Regions from separate parts of the Mus musculus genome. Here region 1 is linked to region 2. The links are chromatin loops, found by intact Hi-C in ENCODE. Cell type or tissue: gastrocnemius. All regions are shown on one strand. Links, peaks and the distances in the headings refer to the core of each region. The heading gives the core; the rest is flanking DNA.

Region 1 (8,313 bases), core at 1,651-6,650, 240 kb after region 2:
CCTGTGCATGTCACACTGAGAAGCCTGGGCATTAAACTTTCCAGCAGCACTAAGGAACTTTAAGAAAAATGGAAATTTTCCGGTTTTCATTTTGGATGTAGAACTGAGAACGACAGAGGCAAACCCAGAAAACTAGAAAAGATAGGGAGGACGCACCAATGTAGTTGGTCATTACACCCACACGGGCTACGGCAAGATCAGATGGTAGGTAAGGGTGAGAAAAAGACGACCCCAAAAGAAAGCAAAAGGCACAAGACATAGATGGGGTGGAGCAAGCCTGCACCATCTACAACTCTATCATGACTTCCAGGGTTCAGGGCTTGAGTGACTGGGTAGAGGAAAATGGCAGCTGACTGAGACAGGTTGTCTGCTTGCTATTTTGTTTTTCTCTTGAGGGGCACAGGAAAATATATATGCCCAGTTGGGCCACATTAGGTTTGAGGTAATCGTGGAAGAGGTTAGAACTAGAGAGAAATTTTTATAATTAGAGCCGGAGCAGGCAGGACACACCCGGCTCTCAGACTGCCCAATACTGCTAAACACCATCATCATGGCTGCACTTCCTGGACTCAAAGTGAAGCCCTGTTCTGGAGTCTCATAACATGCCTCATGTGATCATTATTCACATGCTAAGTTAATGAAACTCAAGGTCAGGGAAGCTGTGTAACTTACCGAGGGCAGGGGGTAAATTGACAGAGCTTGGATCTGAACCCAGATCCACTGAGTTACAATGCCCAAGTTCTTAACTCCTTTAAAGCAAAAGTTGTACCGGGTGTGGATTAATACCATCAGGACAAGGGTGTTATCTGCTGCCTGTGTAAGCACACTAAAAGACCTGTACAGTGAATGCCTAAGAGTAAAGACAGGGTCATATCACTTCTCAGCAAGTCAAGGATTTTCTTCACAATCTCCCTACTTAATAAATGCCACACTGGCCACCTATAAAGACACTAACTGCAACACAGGGCAGTCTGTTCCCCCCACTCCTGTGCTGTGCCAATGACACAACGAGAAGGTTCTAGTTGAACTGCTTAGTGTTCCTCAAGGAAAACCGCATGTCTTAGAGGTGGGCATTTACGCTGACTCAGCTTCTCACAAATCTTCTATTGATCCTAAGTAGAGCTGGAGATGTGCACAATTTGGCATTAAACTACACAAACATAGAGCAAGGCACTAAAATCCACCTTTCCCAGGAGGAAGGGTTATTTTAGATGATGATTTGTGTTCATTTTCAGGACAGAATGAGAAAGTTACATCCCCAGTACAAAAGCTGTTACTTTTCCATTTCCCTCCAGAGGAAGCAGAAGCATCACTCACCATTGGGCGGATAGAAAACAGCATATTCTTCTAATCCTAGTTTTCCTGTAAGGGAAAGCCATACACTCAGTAAAGTTTCAAAAAGCAACATTCTGTGAATGTCCAAATAAGTAGCGGATAATGAATGGAATTTTTAAAATAACCATAGTTCAACTTCATTTCATTTCAGGATATGGAATTAGTTGAAAATCTGTCAGCCAGTTGTCTGATACCAGCAAAGCCTTTTAACAATTAAACTCAATAATATTGATTAGACAATGTTTTCAAATGGTCTTAAGTACTGGAGAATAATTTATAAGCATAAAGTTATTTTTCTAAATTTAACAATCCTGTTTCTTAAAGCAAGTCTGAAGTCTTGCCATATCCTATTAGCTTATGTTTTTAGAAAATATGCTGAAGAGTTAAAAATTAACCATATCCTGACTCCCAACAGAGTTGATATGATTAGAGAAAAAGGGTAACCACTTAAAACAGAATGCTCTATAAAAGCTCCGTCTGTACTGTTCCGCAGCTTCTCACTCTTCCCATCTCCCACTGAATCACTTCATAATGTCATATCACCCTACCAAGCTAGAGTCGTCTGAAAGGAGCATCAACTGAAAAAATGGTGACCAGAGTGTAAGTAGACAAGCCTTACCAATCAGTGGGGGAAGGCCTAGCCGATTGTGGGTGGAGATAACCCTGGGCTGGTGGTCCTGCGTTCTATAAGAAAGCAGGCCCTGCAAGCCATGGAGCAAGCCAGTAGTGGGCACCCCTCCATGGCCTGTGCATCAGTCCTGGCGCTAGGTTCCTGCCCTGTGTGAGTTCCTAGCCTGACTTCCCTCAGTGATGAGCGGTGATATGGAAGTATAAGGCAGATGAGCCCTAGAGGGCTCCCTCCTTCCTCACCGTGCTGCTTTGTCATGGTGTCTCATGGTGTCTCATCGCAGCAACGGAAACCCTAACCAAGACCGCTGGCTTCCACCTTAACAGGATTCTTAAGAACCCTGAGTTATTAAAAAGACATCCATTCTTGCACTGGGATTTAAATTAAAATGTATTATTAAGGTTCTCTTTAAGTGGGTGTAAGAGAGAAACCAGGAATAAAAATAAAAAGTGGGGCTATCTTAGGCTAAGGTGGAGACACGCTGAGCTGGTCTTTGTGTGAGGAAAGAAGGGAATGATGAGAAAGAGACCCCCAACTGAGCACAGCAGCAGCACTGAGACACTGCACAGCAAACACAGGGCACAGCCCCCACCCACCCAGTGGTTACAATGCAGACCAAACCACAAATAATGCAATACATTTGCTGACTTCGTTAAATGGGCTTTAAGGGTTTCTGTGTCAAGGGAGGGAAACTGATGGTAGACTGGTAGACATGACATATAGGCTGGTCCACCAAGGGCCTATAATTTGTGGTAATGGAATATGAAGCTCTTCGTGCACTAAGGCTACTACGAATATAGCACATTGTGAGATTATCAGGGAAGGAAAGAAAGCTAGGTTAAGATGGTGTTTAGGTCATTAGGCAATTAAATTTTATGATCACTCTGTGTGCAGGATGAGATGGAAGGGTGTGTGTAGGGTACGTATATTTGTGTGTGTGTGTGTGTGTGTGTGTGTGTGTGTGTGTGTGTATGCATGTAGAGGCCAGAGAGCAAAGCCAGCTGTCTTCCTAGCTCACCCTCTACCTTGTTCTTTGACAATTTAGCTAGGCTGGCCAGCTAGTGAGCATCTGGGCCCAGTGCTAGGGCTATAGGCACGGTGCTCTGCCTGGCTTCACTGGGGAACCAAAGCCAGGCTCTCAGGTTTGCACCACAGGCACTTTATCCACTGAGCCATTTCCTTAGCCCAATAACCTCCTTAGATAAAAAGAAAAGCAATTTTTATGTATTCATTTCAGAAGCAAAGCAGCCCCTTATTGGGGGGAAGAGCCTGATTCCAACACAAGAAAACTGGGCTGTCCTAGGGCAAGAGGTACACCAAGCAGGCAGGGATAAAATCCTGAAGAAATGTTTATTCTTCATAGAAGCAGCAGAATGGCATCACACAAGCACAGCAGGGCAAAGGGATTTTAGTGTGCGGTATTGACTGCCCAGTGAAGAGAAGGGCTGAGGCTAGCTCAGTCTTCAGGGGAGGACAGCACACTGGAATAGTACAGGGGCATGCTGAGGCAGCTCGCAGTAGAGAGACCACAAGAATAGAATAAAGGGGTAATGTAGCACATCTACCACACCGTAATGTTTAAGTGTAGCCCAACTAGAATTCAAAGACCAACTTACTAAAAGAAAGTTAAGAAAATCTGAAAAGATAAATCTATGGCTATGGGTAGCAAGAAGAAGAAAACAACAGGTTTGGCACAAATGGGACAGAGGAGGCAGGAGATGTCAAGAACCAAAAAGACAATGGAAATGCAATCTCTGTCACTTCAGGAGAGGGTTCTGTGATCTGCCTGGGTGCTGACATTGAAAGGAAAGGCAGTAATTAGGACTGCAGAGAAATTAGAAATAATTTTCAACTTAAAATTGGAAATACCAATATAAAATATTCAAATGTTCTTGGAATGATCATGAAAGTCTTCAATAATTTCTCTTTAGAATTATTTAAATGTTACCTCTGATGTATGACTTCGGCGGTGAAGCACTGTTGTATGCAAAGTGGCCCAGTACAGACGTATCCCGTGAAAAGCAAAGTAACACCTGAACATGACATTGGAAAAATCAACAGTGAGCACTGCAACCCAACAACTGATGCTAATTCAATTAATTTTAATTTAATAAGGAGGTGGCGCTGGAGGAGACCTGCTCAGGTCAGTGCTGGGCTTTGCAATGGGAAGAGCGCCCTCTATTGGCACTCCTTCGTTAAATGTTCTCAGAGGGACTCCATGTGAAGGCTGCCCGTTCTCATACATTTCCCTATTTGCTCCCCAGACTTTGAAGCAGCAAACAAAAAAATGCTAACTATGTGCTAATTATCCTATGTTTTATCTGGAAATGAAAATCACATGTGAGAAACTTAACAGATGAGACTACATTGAGGTACCCATGGGCAATCACACACAAGCACAGAGGGGTCTATGAAACTGAAAGCAGACTTAATTGGTGTGCAGTTCATAGCTGGGCATGCCAAGAATGAGGAGAGGTCTCCATTCTTAATAAGGATGGCATCAGCAAAGGAAAGGTTTTCCCAATACAAGTAGAAGCTGGCTGTCCCAGCCAGCAAAGGCACATGCAACTCTATCAAGAGCTAAAACAGAGAGGGTACAGTCAGGACCAGGGCTTCCCAATAGAAGAAACTGAATTGCTGACACTAGCCTTAAATTTGAGGGCAGGAGTCCAGTCCTAGGAAGATGAAGGGACATTTAGAAGACCCAGGAGTCTATAAAAATACCACAAAAACTGGGGTGGGGTGGGAGGCAGAGGGGATGGGCACAGAATGGGGAGTGGATTAGAACCCATTGTGCCAGGGCACTTGTCCATCTAGACATTTTGCTGGACTTTAAACTGGAGCTCCACAGTTTATTAACTGAATGACAAGGGCCAGTGCCTGCACTTCTAAGTATCTGTGTTCTCATATGCAAGGTGAATGTAATAATGCTTCAATCAAAGTGTATTGTGGGGATTAATTGGTATATGGGAAGTGTTTAGAGTAGCACCTGGGATATCACACGATTAAAATGTTCTCTACAGTTATTACTACATTGCTATTAATTCTCTATATTCCGTTATTCTTGGCTCTTAATATATTTAATTTAGGATTTGTATATTTATAATGCTCAACCGTCATGCTTCTTCAACTTAAAACTTTATATATCTCCATTTCTGGAAAATACTCCAGCACTGGATTTTTGAATAATCCCCACTGTTCTCTATTTACCTTTATAGAACTTTATAATTATGACCTACACTTGTTCAACATGCCGTCCTTTTAAGTTATTCTTATCACTCTGAAATACTCTTTGGAGGACATCCACAGATTTCTAAAAATCAGTTGGCTCCCTTCTTTCGCTCTTACTACACGAAGCACAAACCTCAGGGTGAAGTAGGGGTACATCAAAAGAAAGACACAAACACAAAGCTCTGAAGGGAAGTGACAGACAGCAAGTGTGCTAAGTGATGACATCAACTGGTGCATTAAGTAGCAAGCATGGAGCAAGATAAAGGAGGCCCAGAGAAGGGCCTGGCAGTCTATAAGTTCAAGCTATGAGAATAGCAGCCTCCATATTGCACAAAGTAACTCTCTGGGACAACCCTACTACATTTAGCTCATTAATCTATCAATAGATACTGGTTCCAAACTGTGTTTATAGTTTTTCTAAGAGCTTAGATATAAATAGAAGATAAAGATCTAAACACTGGATCAAGCAAAACAGGATCTTAGTGTGGAAAGGGGGAAGTGAACAAAGCTCCCATTCCTAAGAAATTATCTCCAATCGATAGCCACTTACCAAGAAACATTATCTTTCTCCAGTGGAGTCTCACAGGCTATGTTAATACTACTTAAGGGTAGACCCTCTGCCCAGCAGTATATGTCCAACACAAAACAAACTTAATCATATTTTTGTAGATTTTCTTTGTCTAATGTTGCTTTGTTTGTTCCAGTTTTTGTTTTATTTTGTTATTTTGTTTGTTTTTTTTTGTTTTTGTCCTTCTGCTCTTTAGCTTGTATATCATGGCTTCTGATTTTGTGTTTTTATGGGTTCTGTTTTGAGCATGTGTGCCTAGTGTTTTCACTGCTTAATTTTGTTTTAATTGTCACTTCAGATTTGTTTGGTTTTGGAGAGAAAGGGGGGAGAGAGAGAGAAAGGGAGAGGGAGAGGGAGAGAGAGAGAAGGAGGGAAGGAGACAATGAGAATGAGAGAGTTGGGTGGGTGGGAAGTTGATCTGGAAGGGAAAAAACTTGATCAGAGAATATCCTATGATTTGTCAATTAAAATGAAAACAGATAAAAAAAAAAAAAAAAAAAAGAAAGTGGCTACTGAGAAGTGCCCTCTGACCAAACACTGAAAGAGCCTGAGAAACTTACTGAGAGGCTAACTGGGGAAGAGTACCCTGGGAGCGGGAGGCAACAGTTGGAACTTAGTTGAGAGAGGAGGCTCTGGGGCTGTGGAGATGGAGTATATATGCCTAGCAGTAGGAGCAGTTGCCTTTGCATCAATGGGCATGTTCTTAGCACTTAACAGTAAGGAACATTAATGTAACTAACTTACTATAAGAGAGTAAATGCTGGTATTACACAGATACTGCTATGCTGAGAAATACATTTCCTTTCTAGGATAAAAAAATGGATATTAGGTTGTCAATACTGACAATCATTGTCATTGGTTGCACACTTAGGAATGGATAAGGTGACAAACTTCATGTTTTGTTTTGTTTTGAACCACAACTTTAAAAATTCTAGTAAATCCAATTCAAAATAATGTTGGCATCTACTGAGGAAAAATTTTAATTTTAGCATTTTAATATAATGGGTATTTTCCAATAAGCAAAATCTTGGGCTCTAAACAACCATAAAGTTGTGAAATGTTATTGTACTGGCTAGTTTTGTGTCAACTTGACACAGGCTGGAGTTATCATAGAGAAATCAGCTTCAGTTGGGGAAATTCCTCCACAAGATCCAGCTGTAAGGCATTTTCTCAATTAGTGATCAAGGAGGGAGGTTCCCTTGTGGGTGTTCTATAAAAAAGCAGGTTGAGCAAGGTAGGGGAAGCAAGCCAGTAAGAAACACCCTTCCACAGCCTCTGCATCAGCTCCTGCTTCCTAACCTGCTTGAGTTCCAGTCCTGAATTCCTTGGTGATGAACAGCAGTGTGGACGTGTAAACTAAATAAGCCCTTTCCTCCTCAACTTTCTTCTTGGTCATGATGTTTGTGCAGGAATAGAAACCCTAAGACAGTTATTGAACCATTACATAATTTTAATCTTATCTCCTTGTGTATGCTGATTTTATTTACAATTTTTGAGATTATCATATCATTATAACATTCTCTCCTGTCTTTTTCTCTCTCCAATCCTTCCCAAATAGACCTCATCTTATTTCATTCAAATTCATGTCCTCTTTCTTTTTAACTGTCGTTATTTGTGTGTGTGTGTATTCCTAAATCTATAAATACAACCTACTCCATCCATATGTATGTGTATGTTTGCAGAGCCGACCCTGTGATATTGGATAACCAGCTGGTATACTTTTCCCTAGAGAAAAATATTTCTGATCTTAGCATTCCTTAGTTGCTTGTACGATTTTTATCTAGGGTTGAAGCCTTGTGGGCTATCCGTCTTCCATGTTAGTAGGTCTACTGATGTCGTCCTTGTTCGGGTCATGTTTAGTCAGCCATATTGGTGGACTTCATGGATGTAGCCTCTCTGACAGATTTCTAGACAAAAATCCCACAGTAAACTTCCTCTTCCTCTGTTTCTTACTTTCTGCCCCCTCTTCCACAATGATCCCTGAGCCTTATTTGTAAGAATTATGTTCTAGATATATCAGTTGGGACTAGGGTCCACAACTGATCAGCTATAGTGGTCTCTATCTGTTTCGCAATTATGCTAAGAGAACAATATATGCCTTCAAACCCAACTAGGTCTAATTGGACTTAATGCAGGCTCAGGAAGAGGGAAATCAAGCCTGGTACTGAAAACCTAGACAACTACTTAGGCCTAACGAAGTCATAGATCTTGAAGGAGAACCAATAACAGCCACTTTGCTAAACCAGCATGATCCCTAACTAAATTCTAAATATTTATCCTTATACCCACAGATAAGAATAGCTGACCTTTTCTCTTGCCAGACGTTTAAGTACTTTTGTACACCTCCCCCCTCCCTGTGTGTGTGTGTGTGTGTGTATTTGTAGAATAATGCTCCAAAGATACTCAAATCTCAGTCTTTGGACCTGCAGCTATGTGGTCTTCTATAATAAAAGTAATGTAGCCGGATCAATAGGGACTGGGCTCCACAACACTGTGTTTTGATTGATTGTAGTTTTCTGTAATAGTCTCTGTCTTATGCAAAACAAGTTTC
Region 2 (5,000 bases), core at 1-5,000:
TTTCTTAAGCCCTGGGCAAACGAAACTGCCTTTAGAAACTGAAAACAAACCGACCTTATGCTTAGAGTGGTACAGAAATAAGACCTCAGTGATATAAGCACAAAGAACTGAATTCTACCACAAAGGGGACTCCAGATCTCACATAAGAATCAGCTGGGCCAGCACCTTGATTTTAGCCTCTAATACTCTGAGCAGAAAACCCACTCAGGCCAGATGCACGTCAGATATACAGAACTGGGGTCCACAAACAGGTGTCATGTGAAGACACTGAGTCTGTGGCATGCACAAAATACACTGTGGCACTCCTGCCACTCTACGCTCCATGTCCCCCCTCAGCCCCACTCAGACCCACACTCCGCACTTATGACGATAAACGCCAATACCATTGTTTCTCAGCAGTGAAGTAGATAGCCTCCTCCTCCTCTTCGTTCCGATACAGAGCAGGGCAACTTGACACAGACAGGATGTCTGGATCTGGGGAAGGCAACGAGTGCTGGGGATGCTGCGGATGGTGAGGGTGCCGAGGGTGGGCTGCCAGAGGAGCATGAGCAGGAAGCTGAGCTCGCTGAGACTGTGGGGAGGATGGCACGATGCTGCGACGAGAGCGGCATAAACTACTGCTTCTGGCTAAAGATCCTGCAGGTTTAGCCACGGTCCCTGAAAAATACAAACCAATGAAAATGCTCATAGCCACCAATGTCCCTTAACTGTCTTCTCCCAAACGTATACACGAGAACTGATGTAAAATATCGGTTTAATGTTTATTCAAGCAACTACATCAACAAATGCCCTTCTCTACAACCAATGGAAAAATTATTACAAATGTATTAAAATGGTAACAGAAGTAAAACTAAAATAAATGAACACCAATGTAGTTTTGCTATAAAAAAAATCTAACACTATTAAAAAGAACTTAAACTGCTATTCAAAATAACCCTTAGATTTAAAGTCTCTATCACACACTTAGAAGAAATGATAAATGTTTATGAACACTCATACTGGATCAGGAGGAAAAACACTGTATAAAGTATCAATGGATAGTCTTGACGTATCACAACCTATCTGACCTTTAAGAAGGTTTAAATGAAGACTACACAGTCTCTCAGCTGAAACCAAAGCTTGCTTCCTGAACACAGGTCCTCAGGAAGCCTGTGTCTTAGGTCTCCCTGTGTCTACTGCCTATCTAAGACCCATGCAGGTGGAACAAAAGAATGGTCCTCTGTTTCTTTTCCTACACTAAAGCAGCCCAAGAACAACCTTCTCAAGCTAGCTCGTCATGCATGCGGCATCCTTCCTGTGCCACAGCACCAGGAAAGGAGCACGCCTTCATTAAATGGGCTCAGACAGCAGCAGGCCTCAGGCTGCACACCAATGCTCTCTTCCCCAGGACTCAGCTCTAGCCAACCCATCCAATCATCATCACAGTGAATGAGTTTATTTCTAGGATCCAGCTGACACTCAATCAATCAAGAGTTTTGACCTTTCCTGTCTGCTCTGACCTTTTGTCTTGCCAATTACATTATGAAGAAACCACAAAGCAAGAAATGAAATAATTCTCCTACTAATCAGAAATTAGAGATTACCTAAAGAGAAACCACACTAATTTGACTGAGGATAAATTTCTCACCAGGAACTTGAAAACACTTTGGAGAGTATACAGAATGAAATTAATCTACACCGTTATCTAGTTAAACTGTTACTTTTCAGTAAAAGTGTCAATAAGGATATTTTCTTCTAATTTGCTTAACAAAATACTAATCAATGCTATATTTTCAAAAAAGAACAAAAAAGGAAAGAAAGTGAAACAGAATGATAAGCAGGTAATTATTTCTAAATAATGAATGCAAATGTAACAAAATGATGGCTATGAGTGACAGCCCACATATCAGAACACAGCAGACAAGACTAACACCAAATGAAGAGTTTCTAAATCACATTATGTTAAGCCCCTAAGTGGTGAGAGTGTGATAGAAGGGGATAGGGAAGACAGAGGGAAGCAGAGTGGGACAACAAACCTTGTAAGAGCCTCAGGATAAAACAGATGAGGGAAGCAGGCTGCACATTTGCATTACATATCCCCAAACTATTGATGAAGTGAGTTTAGGAACAGTGCAGTATTGTTTCGTATTCATCCAGGCTACAGAACTAATCATGCCAAGTGTGAGTGAGGAGACAGAAGCAGGACTCATAAACACTGAGTATGCAAACAAACAAAACCCCTTTGAAGGCAATTTGGCCATGAGATCCTTGCCTAATGATCAAAAATCATTCAAAGGGTCCAGAGAAATTCTTAGAGCTGTGCATAATGTATAACATAACAATTTGTGTTTCTACTATTGTTTTTAAAAGAAAAATATACAAGGAATCTCAGTGGGAAAGGAGAGAGCCCATGTTACTAAGTATATAAACAAGCTTCGGTTGTCTCATGTTAAACAATCACAGTAAATCTAACTTGGATAAGCACAGAAAAGCTCTGAAGCACATTTTGAGCAAAGAAGTTGAAAAATGATATCTATAATTTGATGATACTTATGTAGGTGGTGTAAGTATGCAGCAATGGTATATATTAGATATTACATATGTAGAGGAAGCATGTTCTAATGGGCTTTAGAAAAGCACAACTTTAGAAGAGGGAAAGAGAGATGATATGGTTCATTTCAGAAAAACAAGTAAGACAACCTGTTTACTTTTGTAGTGGATGGGCACAGGCTTCAGTGACCTTAAGAATGTTCAAAGGGCTTTATGAGAAGTTTGGAATACATTACTACTACATTCTACTCTGAAAGGATTTAGCAGATACTTAAAACCTGGGGAAGGAGGAGTAATTCCATCCTCTATTCATCAACTAACAGTTTCTGGGGTTTCTTCATGTAAAACTACAGACAGTCTTATTATGTGTATTAGACTCTCTTCCTTTGCGATTTACCTTCAATAAGTGTGCTTACTGGGCATTGTTTCAAGCATAAGGAACACATAGCCAATAAAGAGATCCTTAAATGAAGCACCTTCATCCTACCATAGTACACTTCAGGCTAACAGCCTTTGTTTTATAAAGTTCAGGACTTACAAAGCAAAATGGAGCACCCTACGTGGCCACTAGGTGGAGGCACAGCTCTCCAATTCTATGAGCGATCAGATTAATTTCTAAAACTTCCTATAACATTTCAAACCAGCTCTTGTACTTTTTCACACTTACAAGTATAAATGTCTATGTATATTACCACAGTTATTTAAAACATATGCCAATTATTCACATTTAGTGTATCTTCTTTTAATGGATCAAAAAAAAGTAAATAAAAATAAAGTTTTGCCATTTCCAAACTCCCAAAAGTGCTTCTAAAAAGGCAAGAAAAAGATTTAACTAAAGAAATTGATCTTCCTCAAGCACAATTATGATTCTCAACAATTACATATTTTAAAGAAAAACTATTTTTAAAAGGCTTAGTTTTCAAATAAATATGCACTTATGATTTCAGTGTTATATAAGAGCACATATATAAGCCAATAAGCAAATAGACAAATTCAAATTGCAAGCCAGCTTGAATACAGACGCAACTCAACCATCACCAGCTCATAGTCCAGACAAGGAGACAAATGAGGTCTCCTGCTTCCAGTGTTCCCCAAACTTACAAGCCAATGCTCTCCCTGGGAGAGTTACTGCCTCCTCACCCCACTATGCCAGTAACAGACTCAAAGCCAGGGAAAAGACAAAAGCGGTCCCACTGACCGGGAGTTATCTGTCAGATTAAGAGCTGGATTTGATCACAACTCTCTTGTATAATCAGAACTGTTCTAACAGTCTCAGGAAAGCTGCAACATTGAACAGAAAAGGCCAAACTGGAAATTCTCAGATAAGATGGCTTGACTGTCATCAAAATCTAATAGTTTGAGATGTCAGTCAACCAAGAACTAAGCTAACAGAGTTAGTTCTCCACTCTTCAGAGCTTCATTCTATTGACATGATAAAAAAAAGAAGTCCTAAGTATTGGAAAAATAGACCAGGCAAGCGGTAATAAGGGTAAAGAATAATTTCTAATATAAAAACCTGTAAACTGAAAACATCTGTAACTGCAGAAAGTCAGGAGTTCAAGCATTCAAATTTTATCTTACCAAGATTGTTCTCTACAAAGTAAAACACAAAAGCAGAGCACGCAACACTACGCAATATTAACACACACAAAAGCAGAGCACGCAACACTACGCAATATTAACACACAAATATTAATAACAAATATTAATACAAAAGCTCCCTTCCGAAGGACTCACATTCTAGAAAAACATTACGCTGGCGTACAAGTACAGTCCTAATACTCAGAAGGCTAAGGCAGGAGGCTAGCCTGAGCTACACAGCAAGGCTCATCTTAAAACAACTAGCACATCTTACGTGCATGCATATATGTTTGATACATACACATATACAGATCACATCTAAGTTTTCATAAACAAGCACAGTTGAATTTTGCTGAAGACAGAAAGACTTAGTTCTCCATGAGTTAAGCAGAACAGGGCAACACTATTAATAAAAGAATGCACTGAAAAGCAAAACAAAAATATTACCAAAAAAAAAAAAAAAAAAAGGAAAGAAAGAAAGAAAAGCCTTGGGAATGGGACAAACCATAAGCTGACAGAAGAGTCAAGCACTGACTACAGCAGAGCCAGCATCCAAACCCAGCTCCCAACACTTCCTTCTCCTGCAGTTTTCCCTCAGAGTTCAGCATGTCACTGATATAACCATCAGCAGTCATAAAGCTGTACTCCCCTTTCTGATGTGACTCTCTCAGTTTAACTTAATGGTAAGTAATGCTTAAAAGCAAAGCCCTACCATGAGTTAATATGACGACTGTTGAAATATAAATGTGATAAGTTATATAAATTAAGTATCCATACTTCTTGATCAGGTAGATTTCTAAGACAGAATATATAACACACATACAAAGAATATATGTGAGAATGTATGGGGAAAAGAGAAAAATATGTTAAAAAGTAGCAAAGAAGAATGT

Evidence for each region. A loop is a pair of places that touch in the nucleus more often than their neighbours do. Peaks named below come from ENCODE experiments on the same cell type or tissue, not always from the same donor. Only the 100,000 strongest peaks of a DNase experiment are listed, where the experiment ranks them.
Region 1: it touches region 2 in a loop (10-fold over the local background); 39 of 42 quality-filtered maps call a loop at or near these places.

The regions. Positions count from the first base shown.
Region 1 is chr5:53,867,936-53,876,248 of GRCm38, reverse strand. It overlaps Tbc1d19 (TBC1 domain family, member 19), which reads right to left. Exons shown (of 21, transcript NM_144517.4): 14 at 3,912-3,996; 15 at 1,318-1,362. Among named protein-coding and RNA genes, the nearest start is that of Gm40305, 55 kb to the left of the region's middle. In gastrocnemius, for the core only: a CTCF peak has its summit at 4,142 (motif pointing left); a DNase peak (open chromatin) is centred at 4,132.
Region 2 is chr5:54,111,576-54,116,575 of GRCm38, reverse strand. It overlaps Stim2 (stromal interaction molecule 2), which reads right to left. Exons shown (of 12, transcript NM_001081103.2): 11 at 384-657. Among named protein-coding and RNA genes, the nearest start is that of Stim2, 120 kb to the right of the region's middle. In gastrocnemius, for the core only: a CTCF peak has its summit at 3,094 (motif pointing right); a DNase peak (open chromatin) is centred at 3,098; H3K27ac peaks cover 3,339 bases.